Regions from separate parts of the Homo sapiens genome. Here region 2 is linked to region 1. A link is a contact called in ENCODE Hi-C or POLR2A ChIA-PET data. All regions are on one chromosome and are shown on one strand. The core of a region is the stretch at or near the end of the contact, and the rest is flanking DNA. Distances in the headings are between cores, read along the strand shown. Region 1 has its middle 28 kb from the start of SLFN11. Region 2 overlaps SLFN12L (schlafen family member 12 like).

Region 1 (6,399 bases), core at 1,148-3,647:
AGGAGTACTGGTCAGGTATCTACAAATAAAATGTCCTTCAGTTTGGGTTTGTCTGATTTTTTTCTCAGACTGGGGTTATAGGTTTTCAAGAGGAAGACCACAGGAATGAAGAGGTATTCTCATCACATCACATCAAGGGTATATGCTATCAACATGCCTTATCACTCATGATATCAACCTTGACCAGCTGACAGAGGAAGTGTTTGCCAGGTTTCTCTACAGTGAAGTTACTTTTCCTTCCTCCTATGTTGCTAAGTGCAGCTCACACTCAAAGGGTGAGGATTGAAGCTCCACTTTCTTGAGGGGGCCAATGTCTATATATCCTACAAAATAATTTATCTATATAAATTATTTGGAATTCTTCATTTACTTGTAAGAATGGACTTATAGATATTTATTTAATACTTTGTGTTATATTCCAACGCTACATTATTTATTTAGATGCTCAGATTGTTCTAGTATTAGGCATATACAGGATATCTGGCAAAAGTCATAACAGATAGAGTGTGGTAGCTCACGCTTGTAATCCCAGTACTTTGGGAGGCTGAGGTGGGCAGGTCACTTGAGGCTAGGAGTTTGAGACCAACCTGGCCAATATAGTGAAACCCCACCTCTACTAAAAATACAAAAAAATTCAGTCGAGCATGGTGGCACAAGCCTGTAGTCCCAGCTACTCAGGAGGCTGAGGCATGAGAAAGACTTGAACCTGGGAGGCAAAGGTTGCAGTGAGCCGAGATTGCACAACTGCACTCCAGCCTGGGTGACAAAGCAAGACACTGTCTCAAAAAAAAAAAAAAAAAAAAAAATCCACCACAGTCAACATCAACAAATTAAACAAACAAATAAATAGCAATGGGGATCCAGATCTTGGTTTCTAATACCCTTAAGTATACAATACATTATTATTCTCTGTAGTCACCATGCTGTACAACTGATCTCCAGAACTTATTCATCCTAACTGAAACCTTGTATCCTTTGACCAACATCTCCCCATTCCCTGACCTTTGTCCCCCAGCCGGCCCCTGGCATTCTTCTACCCTCTGCTTCCATGAGTTCAACTATTTTAGATTCCACATATAATTGGAATCATGCAGTATTTGTCCTTCTGTGCCTGGCTTATTTCACTTAGCTTAATGTCCTCCAAGTTCATCCATGTTGTTGCAAATGACAGGATTTTCTTCTTTTCTAAGGTTGAAGAGTATTTCATTTTGTGTGGTGTGTATTTGAGAGTGTGTGTATGTGTGTATGTAACACATTTTCTGTATCTGTTCATGCATCAATGGATAGTTTAATTCCACATCTTGGTAATTATTAACAATACTACAATGAACATGGGAGCGTAGATACCTCTTTGACATACTGATTTCACATCTTTTAGATATATACCCAGAAAAGGGTGCTTGCAATTGAAATTTAATTAACCAGAAATGGGATTGCTGGATCATATGATAGTTATTTTATAACCATGGCTGCTGCTTCCAGAAAACATGGTTACTTCCTTGCCTAACTATCCTGCCTCACCAGCAGTATGCATTGGCTTTTCTTTTTTTTTCTTTTTTTTTTGAGACAGGGTCTTGCTCTGTTGCCCAGGCTGGAGTGCGGTCACTACAGCCTGGAAACTCTGGGCTCAAGGGATCCTCCCACCTCAGCCTTCTGAGTAGTTAGGACTACAGGCGCTGGCCACCAAGCCTGGCTAATTTTGTTTCTCTTTTTTGTAGAGAGGAGGTCTCCCTTTGTTGCCCAAGCTGGTCTCAAACTCCTGGGATCATGTGATCTTCGCACCTCAGGCTCCTCAGTAGCTGGTACTACAGGCATGCTCACCATATTTGGCTAAAATTTTTTTTTTTTTTGTAGCTACGGGGTCCCTCAGAATTGTCCACGCTCGTCTTGAACTCCCCTCAAGCGATCCTCTCACCTTGGCCTCCCAAAGTGCTGGGATTACAGGCGTGAGGCACTCCACCCATAGTGGCTTTTGATACCCTCAGAAAACAGCTAATTATGTGTGCCTACGGGGTTATTCCGTTTGTACCATCAGGGTAACATTTTCAGCCGTCCTATTTCTCTGGCAAAACCTTTTGGGCCCTCGGTGACTTTTTGCTGAATGGGTGACCCCCTCCCAGGGCAGGGCCATAAGAATCACTGGAGAGATGAGGGTCTGGGGAGGCGCAGAGAGAAGGCTGAAGGCGGTCTCACTTTCCTGCACCAGGAAAGGGAACGAGGAGCGCTGCACTCTCCCAGTCCTGGAGAGGACAGGAAAACGCTGCCACCGCGGAGACAGACGCCTACAGCGTGGGCTTTAAATCCAGCGTGGGTGTGGGGCAGCGTTGAGGCTCGATCTTCCGCCCTGCCCCTTAGACAGAGAAGGGAAGGAAGTCGAGGTCAGGAGGGGAGGGAGGGGAAAGGGCGGGAGGGAAATCGGAAGAGGGAAGGGCCGGGGAGGGAGGGAAAGAGGCCCGGGAGGATACGCCCGACGCTTCCATTGTAGTGGGGCTTCACTTGCCAAGGTGGAAGTGGTAGCGCCGGTGGTGGTACACTTTTTCGTACTTCTGAAATATTTCATAATTAACATTTGAGGAATTTTTTCTTTTTTGAAACAGGAACTAGCTCTGTCGCCCAGGCTGTAGTGCAGTGGCGCAATCACGGCTCACTGCAGCCTCCAGCTCCTGAGCTAAAGGGATCCTCCTGCCTTAGCTTCCTGAGTAGTTAGCACTACAGATTAGGGCCACCAGGCCTGGTTAATTTAAAAAAAAAAAAAATCCTCCCGCCTCTGCCTCTGCCTGTGAATTTGCTGGGATTGCAGGACTTAACCGCAGTGCCTGACCTAAGGAATCACTCAACCTCATTCCGGCAGGGATGACCACACGTGTTCAGGACATTTCCCTGGTAACTGGACTCGTCTTTAGTTCCCTGGGCTGCTCTCCTCCCGCGGTGACAGCCGTTCCCGGGGTGACCTCACTGCGCGCCCTGGAAAGGGCGAGACCGACCTCAGTACCCGCCTCGGTTTCCTTGCGGAGAATTTAAACCACTTCTGAGGGCCCTGAAGACAGTTCCGCGTCTTTTTTTTTTCTCTGTAAATGAGCTTTCTCCAGCCTATTTCGCAGACCCTGCGAACTTCAGATTCTCCCCTCATCCCGGCGGATCTGGGGATCCTCACTCTGACCAGTTGTTGGTGGGCTTGAAGGCCAGCGTCCCCTGGGGTTGGACCCTGTCTAATCCTCGCCTGCCCGGAAAAGGGGTGGGTGGGCATCAATCTCTGCAGCGCGCGAGCAGCAGGCGGCTGCGGAGGGGCGTGGGTTAGGGAGGTGGGTGCGGGCCTAAGCCTCTGAGCGCAGCACCCACCTCAGGAGGAGCCAAAGAAGATGCCTGCAGCAGGAGTCTCGGGTCCTGCGCCGACAGCATTACCCTGGGGAATTGTCTTGGTCTTTGGATTCTGGAGATGCGAGAAACTAGGACGGAGACCACAGCTGCAGGGAAAAGGCGACCAGTGCACAGAGCCTGTGCTCTATTGCTTTATATATTACTATAAAAATAACTGTATTGAGCTATAATCGATATACATGAAATTGCACTTGTTTAAAGTGTACAAAATGATGGATATCGGCCTATGTAGAATCCCTTGAAATCATCACCGCACTTAAGACAATGAGCCTATGGGGAGGGCTGGGTAAGGAGAGTGAGGCAGGAGAGTGAGGCACCTGCTAGTGCAAAATTGAAGGGGGCACCAAAGAAACACCACCTCTCAGTGACCAAGATAAACAATATTTTAAAATCAAAATTAATGCAAACATTTCTGATGAATAAAATATAAAAATGCTAAATGAAGAGAGGATCCAACTTTGCATTTGCCGGGCCCTGTGTCACTCCTCTCATCCTAGTCACACCTGTTGGGATTACAGGCATGAGCCACCATACCCTGCCCATTCTGGGTTTTAAACTGTACTTTATTTATTACTATTCTCTTTTTTTAAAACTGATCAACCACAAGCATACAAAAGTTCTCTGAATGAATGGAACTGTTTCCACACCTGGGTATTAACAGGCAAATTTTGAAGGTCATTCGATTTGGAATTTTCTTTTCTATAGCACTTCTAATCAGTGTGTGTGACACACACCTCAGAGGTAGGAAAGACTGTTTTTAGTAAATTATCTTCTTAATTGTAGAGAATTCCTGAAAATAAAACTGATGAAATTGTAAATTCTGCCTTGATGAGTTTCCAAAGGACAGATTCATGGTGTCCTATTTGAAGAATTAATCCCCTGGAATGTTCCAGCCTTTGTTGGACACTTGATAACAAGATCCACCAAGGGTTAGGGCAAGTGCACTAAGAAAGCCTTCTGCTACTCTCCGTCTCTTATTCTTTAGACCATCCAGTCTTGCTGGCAGAGAGGTCAGTGATTGCTCTGTTGTACCCACAGGGACATGCAACAGTTGTGGAAGGAGTGATTACATTCTCCTCAGATGACAGCACAGTTCTCTTGTTTTCAGCTTGACACCCAAGAAAGGCATCCATCACCTCAACCCTGCAGATGGCAGTTGTATGGCACTCCGTGTCGCAGCTCTACATGCCCACTGTGTTTCACACCTGGAGAGAGAACATTTTTGTTGCCCTTCCAACTTGCAGCCTGTGCTCCCAGAGTGAGAGGACAAGGCACAGGGCTCCTTGCCATCTTCCACGTTAGCATTGGCAGCTGTGCAGAGCCTATAGTGGAGACTGGATTTTTGTTATTTATTCAATAGTGTTGAGACTAAATTCCAAGTAAGACACAATTATTGGACCACATTAAAAAGAAAAACAGAACAAAACAAAAAACCCACTATAGGGATGCCCAGGTAAGAACTGTATGGTTTTGGGGGTAGTGGGGAAGATAGACACACAAAAAAATACCCCAAAACAAAAAACCACAAACTGTATTTCCCATGCTCCAAAGCAGATAGATATGGCTTGTTCCCAAGGCCTGGCCAATGGAATATTGGAAGGTAATGTGTATAATTTTCATATTGTGCTCGTGAAAAGAGTGTGAATTCTTTTCTGCTGGCTGAAATGTTGACAAGATGCCAGAATCTGGTACAGTCATCTTGGAGCAAAAGATGGTGTGATAAATTGAAATATTGTTTGATAAGGTTGATATCCCTACCCAGAAGTAGATCATATTCTGTGCCCCATTGGTCTCAGGCTTGGCAATGTGACTTGTTATGATCAATGAAGTATAAGCAGGCATAACGTGTGTTACTTCCAAGAAGAACTCTTAAGAGTCATTGAGTGTTTCTGCCATGTTCTTTTTCCCTTCTGGTATAAGATAGGCAATGACCCAGATTTGGCTGCTTTGTCTGGGTCCTGGAATGAAAACAATGAAGAGTAGAGCCAAATGGGATCCACAACAGACATATAGTTTAAGAAAGAAATTAACATTTGTTATTTTTAAACAGTCATGGAAACTTTGGGGATAATTTGTTACCACAGCAAAATCTGGCTAGTTCTGATTTGTACAGAAATTGGTGCTTAGAGTGGGATGCTGCATAACAAAATAATTTAAATTGTGGCTTTGGTTCCAGGGCTGAGTGATGGGCAATGAAGAAAATATTATTGGAGGCTGGGAAAATGTCAACCCCTGTTTTGTAGCAGTGAAAGACTGGACAAAACAGTCACCTTTAATAACTTAGAATGAAGATAATGTATTAAATGAGCCTGTGGATTTGAGTGAAGAAGTAAGGAAACAGATGCTAGTAATATAGTTTGATCGCTACTAGGTAGGGTAATACAAAAGGTGGGAGGAAAAATGTGCTTGGAAAAGCACTAAACTCTTTGCAAGCAGGAAGGGAAGAAAATGGTCTACACATTTTTGGACTTTTAGAATAAGAAGTTGCAAATATTTCTCTTCTTCAACTAATAAAAAATCTGAGAATGTCTTTGGGTAACAAAGACAGAAATTCAAACTCAGTCTTTGGCAAAGAGGCAGTTAATAAGTAGCTATTAAACCTATGGTGGAAACCTCTGAATCAACTAAGATGTCAGCCAATAAATCCTTTCAGACAAAATTGCTCAGAGAAAAGAGCTTGAGTGCATTGCTTTCTGATGAAAGCCTGCTAATTCAAGGTAATATAATTAAATCTAAAGAGAGAAGCACATCTCAAAAATACTGAATTGTATTAGCACACAGAGTTAACTGGGACCGTATAGATTTAGAAAAACAACAAGAAGTTTTTGAGAAAGTTAAATTGCCAAGGAGCCATACCTAGATTTTTAAAATCCAGAAAGCAAAAACTGTGATGCTTTCAGACTAAACACAACCCTTGGACTCCAACATTCTTTGGGCAAGCAGTAGGTTGAGAAAGCTGGTTAGTTCTAAAGGAAGGTACAGTCCCCAGTTCCTGCTTTAAATGTGGTTGAAGAAAATAAT
Region 2 (6,399 bases), core at 2,370-4,869, 140 kb before region 1:
CCTAGCCAGGAGATCTTGGAGCCTGTAGCAAAGCAGGGCTTTCCCAAGGGAGCCTGCAACTGTGCGTTTAGACAATTTGTTTATTAATTTTTAAAAAATTCATGAAAATGTCAGCTTTCTTCTGAAGTTTGTAGTTTACTTCATGATACTCTCCTGGAGGAAGAAAGTAGGAAGGGACAACATTGCATGACATATGTTCTGGTTCCATGATTTAAAAAAATTGGTTTTTAAGGAGAGTTCACATGAAGCATAATCAACTACACTTGAAGTCTTCCACCAGTGGGAGCTTTTCCAAATCATAGGCATCAAAGAGATCGCTGATGCCTTCCTCCTCCCCGAGGCTCAGGAGGAGCAGCAGGGGAGGCAGTAAGTTCACAAATGGTCATCTTGCAGCAGGGGAGGCAGTAAGTTCACAAATGGTCATACTAGAGGATTAGAAGGAATTTGGTCCGCAGTCTGCTGTAAGAGGTTGGCTGGGGAGGCCGGAGGAGAAAGGTTTCCCATAGAAATTGAGCAATCGCTATGTCCTGAGTTGGTTGAAACCAACGAGGTGGGTTTAAGGATATTCCCATTGGGGTCTTGGTTGTTTGTTGTCATTGGACTGTGTTTCAGTCTCTTCTGGACATAAGTAAACCTCAATGTGCCCTTGGGTACCTGCCAAATGTATTTGTAGGCTCTCTTATTGAGTCAGGCACTCAAGTCTTATTTCTGGAGGGGCTTTCACAACTATAACAGTTTGGTCTTTAAGGCCACTAATTTTTCGAATATGTTGATATGTAACGTAAGCTAACCTTTGACGATCTGAATCCTCGGTTAATAGTTTGAGGTCCAGCGTGCAGCTTGGGATCAGTTCATCTAATTTCTTCTCTTCCTGAGTGAGCTTGGTCATTTCTTTTGACAGGCCTTGACACTGGGTCAGCATGCCCCCATCCGCAGACAGACTGCAACCCATCCACTGGACGTTATTTTTAGACTTCTTCTTAATGAGATGGATGCCTTTCAGAGCTTTGGTGATATCATAAATCCTTCTATTTTGCACTTTTAGCACTTCCGCTGCCTTGTTCAAAACCAAGACCCCATCGGGTGACTGGTTCAGGAGCTGAATGAACTTCTTGGTGAGCAGATCAAGAGACTATCGTACCGTGTTTTTTCTGAGGTAGATTTTGGAGTTTTTGGAGTATCTGGACTTCTTAGTGCAGCTCTTCCTTTGCCCTTGGGGGTTTTTGAACCATCCGAGAGGTACTGATGACCGCTTTCTCCTAGCTCCAGACTTCACTTTGCCAGAGGGCCACTGCCGCCTCGTCCCAGCGCTGGTGGCTGCAGCAGCCCGGCTCTGCTGGAGGGTCCCTGCGGCGTGGTGTAGAGGAGGTTGCCGGCGGTCTGCTCCGCGCCTGGGGCACTGGGGAGGAGGGGGCCGGTGGCTACGGCGCCGCTTTGGAGGGAGAGGGAACAGGAGGTGGTGGAAGTGTTCGTGGTGAGGATCTGGATGTCGGATATTTCTTTCTATTCCCAATTTGCTAAGGGTTCTTTTTAAAAATCATGACTGGTTGTGGGATTTTTGTCCCACTTGGAGCATAAGATGCTGTGCTGTATAAACTGTCATAATATTCCACAAGGTTGGTGTTCCTCTCCGGAAGTAGATGACAGTTTTCTGCCCCATTGATATTAGGCTTGGCAAGGTGACTTGTTTTGATCTATGGAATAAGTGCAGACGTCATATGTATTCTTTCTGAGGATAACTTTCAAGAGTCAAATGCTTTTTCGGTATCTATTGAAATGATCATGTGATGTTCCTTTTTTCATTAATGCAGTGAATAGGCCGATTGATTTTCACATCTAAATCACTCTTGGATACCGAGAGTAAACCTCTGTTGGTCTTAATATAATTTTGGGGGGTATATTGCTGCATTCATTTTACATATATATATGTACATATATATACGGACAGGGTTTCACTCTGTCGCTCAGGCTGGAGTGCAGTAGCCTGATCACGGCTCACTGCAGCCTCAACAGCCCAAGTTCAAGTGATCCTCCCACCATAGCCTCCTTAGTAGCTGGGACCACAAGTGCACTGCCACCACGCCCGGTTATTTTAAAAAATTATTTGTAGAGATGACGTCTCCTTATATTGCCAGGCTAGTCCTGAAGTCCTGGGGTCAAGCGACCTTCCTGTCTCCTCCGCTCAAAGTGCTGGGATAATAGGCGTGAGCCACTGCCACGGTATAGGAACGACGTCGTAATCTTTTTTGCTTACTTCTTGGATGCCTTCTTGGTGGTCTGGGAAAATCCCTGCACTACCATTTTGTAAGTCAGTGACTGAAGAAGAGTTTCCTCACTTCAGTGAAGCTGTTTCCTTAGAGCTGGCGTGAGAATCAGATGAAATGAAGAAAAGCACGGCTATGTACTTTTGTTTTGTTTTGTTTTTGAGGCAAAGTCTCGCTCTGTCGCCTAGGCTGGAGTGCAGTGGCGGGATCTGGGCTCACTGCAACTTCCGCCTCCCCGGTTCAAGAGACTCTATTGCCTCAGCCTCCCGAGTAGCTGGGATTACAGGCGCGTGCCACCACGCCCGGCTAATTTTTGTATTTTTAGTAGAGACGGGATTTCTTCATGTTGGCCAGGCTGGTCTCAAACTCCTGACCTCAGGTGATCCGCCCGCCTCTGCCTCCCAAAGTGCTGGGATTACAGTCCTGAGCCACCGCGCCCGGCCAGCTATATACTTTCAATGCATGTGCTCATTCAGTGTGAAGAAGTACTCTGCCTGTACCTTAAGATTCTAGATGGGACTTCCAACGGCAGGCCCTTAATTGAGTCCGGAGTGGGATGGAGCTAGGGAGAAAGGGCAATTCAGACTGGTGAACTCCTCAGTTAGTGAGTCATTTTGGCCTGTGTGCATTTCAAAAAGTATGGGTTCTCGCAACAGTTCTTAGACGTGTGGGCTGGAGAAACGTGTATTATCGTAATTACCATAACAAGGGCCCCACGAAAGCAACGTGACAGGAGGGCTGTATCCAGTTAGAGGAGCCACTGGACTGTTCGAAGCCAACTAATTGGCCTAGAAGGCCGCAAGATACTTCCTACACCGCAAGGGGTAGTTGTTCAACTCTGTCTCTCTGAGAGCAACCCGCTCCTCGCACCTCCCTCCTCCCCTGTGCATTAGTAGCTGCTCTCCCCCGGTTTCTGGCGTCAACTGCGCTTTCAAGCAAGGGGACAGCAGGGCTGCTCTGGGATACGAGTCAAGCTGGAATGTCACCCCTTTAGGGGTTTGGTCCTTCGTCAATTTTTTTTTGAGACGGAGTCTTGCTCTGTCGCCCAGGCTGGAGCGTAGTGGCACGATCTCGGCTCACTGCAAGCTGCGCCTCCGGGGTTCACGCCATTCTCCTGCCTCAGCCTCCCGAGTAGCTGGGACTACAGGCGCCCGCTACCATGCCCGGCTAATTTTTTTGTATTTTTAGTAGAGACGGGTTTTCACCATGTTAGCCAGGATGGTCTCTATCTCCTAAGCTGGTGATCCACCCTCCTCAGCCTCCCAAAGTGCTGGGATTACAGGCGTGAGTCACCGCGCCCGTCGTTGGATTCGCAGACACACCGTTTCCAAAGGCGCAGAGTCGATAACAGCGCGTGCGGTGCCACCACTTCCGGGGAGTCGAGTGCCCGATAGAAATGCAGCTGAGCGAGGGGCTAGCCGCACACGGACGCGGAGAGCAGGAAAGTGGAAAAGAACTCAGGTCCCCCTACTTGGTGAAGAGTGCGCAGACATGGACCTCGCCAGGTTCGTTCTCTTTTTCTTTAAATAACTTTTTTTTCGCCTTAGAAAATACAAATAGGTACAGACGAAACGAGAACTTCTCCGTGATCCCTCAGAGCTATTCACGTGGGCGTTTAACTTTCAGTTGCTTAAGGGCCCGCGCTGGCACAGCGCCTGCAAGGAATCCTGTTTCCAGGGAATTGCTGGCAGATAAATTCGTCCCGCTCCACTGCCAAACCTTCCAGCCTCCGTTTCTTATTCCGGGGGTCCGGGGGGGGTGGTCCGTGGGCTCCGGGACGAGGTGGGGCGCTGCCAGAGCAACCCCACCGATCTCGGGGAGACCCGAGGCTGCTTTCTCTCCCTTCTGGGAAAGTTGGCTCCTGTCTCTGTAGCAATGTCTGTCAAAACCGCAGGCTGTTGTAGACTTAGCAATGGAGGACTTGAAAGCTGTAGATGACAAAACTTCCGCCCGTGCGTGGGCTGGGGAGCGCCTTAAAAAGCCGCAGGGCGGCCGGGCGCGGTGGCTCAAGCCCGTGAGGTGTTGGTGCAGAGCTGGAGAAGTGGGGAGTGCTGTATGGACAGGCCAGACTTGGCAGGTGTCCATCGGATGGGGGTTGCCCACCCTCCTGGAGTCCTGAGCATTCAGGGAGTTGGGGAATGGGTTATTTAGGTGAAATGTGACCAGGCACTGACGAACTGCGCCCTAGATCCTGAAAGAAAAACCAAGCACCCTCTTGCGCTGCTGGTTTATCATCTAGAAGAGGGAAAGGGTGAAAGCAGTGCTGTTCCGAACTAAATGCAAAGTGGTATCCGAAGACGGCAAATCACGCTCTATGCTTTTTGCTCCCCAGGAGGTAGCTCTTCTGCCTCCTGTCCCACCCTTGTGGGTTGCAGTTCTTACTAACCTGTTGTTCTGGCATAACTCTAAGGAGATATGAATGCCACCCCCATTCCCATTAAAGATAGCCAACAACATAGCCTAAATCATGAGTTCAGGTCTGATAGAATTTCCCCTATAGTCAAAAGTATAAAGGATTTCAGTGGAAACATCTAACCTGTAAACCTAGACCCAAGGTTTAAGGGAGGCCAGTGAGTTTTAGGCCCTAGAGATTTGGTCGGCTCAGTCCTCAGCTCGTTTTTATTTATTTATTTATTTAATTTTAGCATTGTGTTCCAGATGTATGCCTGAAGCCTGAGGTTTTGAACCATGGAAAGTTTTACATGGCTGCAGGTGTTGGACTCGGGTGGCCAGGATCCCAGGCTAGTCCACAAGTGCTCGGTCCTCTATAAGGTGGCTCAACTGCAGCTCCCATGGGTTCCAAGTTTCCCAGTGGTATGCGTACCCTCCTTAAGCAATCTGAGGGTGAGATGTGATTTCTGTCACCTTCTGTGTATGGTGGGTGAGCCAAAAGGGTTCATCCAGGGCAAGGCCTGATACAGACAGTGCAGGAAGTTGGGCTGGGAGGAAAGGGGACAGGACTCCAGTTACAGAGGCTGCAAGAAGAATTGGAGAGCAGGGGCTAATCAAGGAGGTGAAAGAACTTTACGAGGAGAACTATGAAACACTGCTGAAAGAAATCATAGACGACACAAACAAATGCAAAAGCACTCCATGCTCATGTGTTGGAAGAATCAGTATCATTAAAATGTTCACACTCCCCAAAACAATCTACAGATTCAATGCTATTCCTATGAAATTACCAATGTCATTTTTCACAGAATTAGAAAAAATGATTTAAAATTTGTATGCAACCAAAAAAGAGCCTGAATAGCCAAGGCAATCCTAAACAAAAAGAACAAAACAGGATAGGGAGCCTTACACCACATTACTGCATTTCAAGCTATACTTCAAGGCTACAGTAACCAAAACATAGTACTGATACAAAAATAGACACGTAGACCAATGGAACAGAATAAAGACCCCTGAAATAAAGCTTCACACCTACAACCAACTCATCTTTGATAAAGTCCACCAAAATAACCAATGGAGAAAGGACACCCTATTCAATAAATAGCTAACCATATGCAGAAGAATGAAACTGGATCCCTGTCTCTCACCATATACAAAAATTAACTCAAAATTAAGACTGAAATGTAAGACCACGAACTATAAAAGTTCTAGAAGAAAATCTAGGATATACTCTTCTAGACATTGCCCTGGGCAAATAAATTATTATAAAGATCTCAAAAGCAAATGCCACAAAATCAAAGATAGACAAATGGGACTTAACTAAACAGCGTCTGCACAGCAAAAGTCTCAACAGAGTAAACAGACAACCTAGAGAATGGGAGAAAATGTTTGCAAGTCATGCATCCAACAAAAGACTAATATCCAGACTTTATAAAGAACTTAAATGAATCAAGAAAAAAACAAACAACTCCATTTAAAAAATGTGCAAAGGGCATGAACAGAAACTTCTCAAAAGAAAACATGCAAGCTGCTCACAAACATTTAAAAGGTCAACATCACTAATCATCAGAGAGCTGCAAAGCGAAATCACAATGAAATACCATCTCATCTAGTCAAAATGACTATACTAAAAAGTCAAAATATGTAGGAAAAAATTAATGAAAAATAAAGAGTTGGTTTTTTGAAAAGATCAAGATTGACAAACCTTTAGCTAGATTGATGAAAGAAAAAACTCAACTAAAAT

Evidence for each region. Hi-C counts contacts between places; a loop is a spot of excess contacts on that map. ChIA-PET counts read pairs that join two places held with the same protein, here RNA polymerase II (POLR2A). Pooled maps may share reads with other maps.
Region 2: a loop to region 1 is called in a pooled map, with 3 times the contacts of the local background. The contact joins two enhancer-like sites. A Hi-C loop is called at or near these places in 1 of 37 single-sample maps with no recorded cell type and 10 of 50 pooled maps. POLR2A ChIA-PET finds 5 or more read pairs at or near these places in 4 of 52 experiments (CD4-positive, alpha-beta T cell, activated CD4-positive, alpha-beta T cell, activated naive CD4-positive, alpha-beta T cell and 1 more).

What each region holds. Positions count from the first base shown.
Region 1 is chr17:35,342,514-35,348,912 of GRCh38, reverse strand. It overlaps the pseudogene LOC101060119. Among named protein-coding and RNA genes, the nearest start is that of SLFN11, 28 kb to the left of the region's middle. Within about 2 kb of position 2,397, at least 23 of the 41 ENCODE cell types and tissues checked have a DNase peak (open chromatin) inside an H3K27ac peak, as active enhancers do.
Region 2 is chr17:35,485,096-35,491,494 of GRCh38, reverse strand. The region is part of intron 2 of SLFN12L (schlafen family member 12 like); the gene reads left to right. It also overlaps the pseudogene E2F3P1. Among named protein-coding and RNA genes, the nearest start is that of SLFN13, 40 kb to the right of the region's middle. RefSeq lists a silencer at 1,231-1,525 and an enhancer at 4,040-4,319. Within about 2 kb of position 3,619, at least 21 of the 41 ENCODE cell types and tissues checked have a DNase peak (open chromatin) inside an H3K27ac peak, as active enhancers do.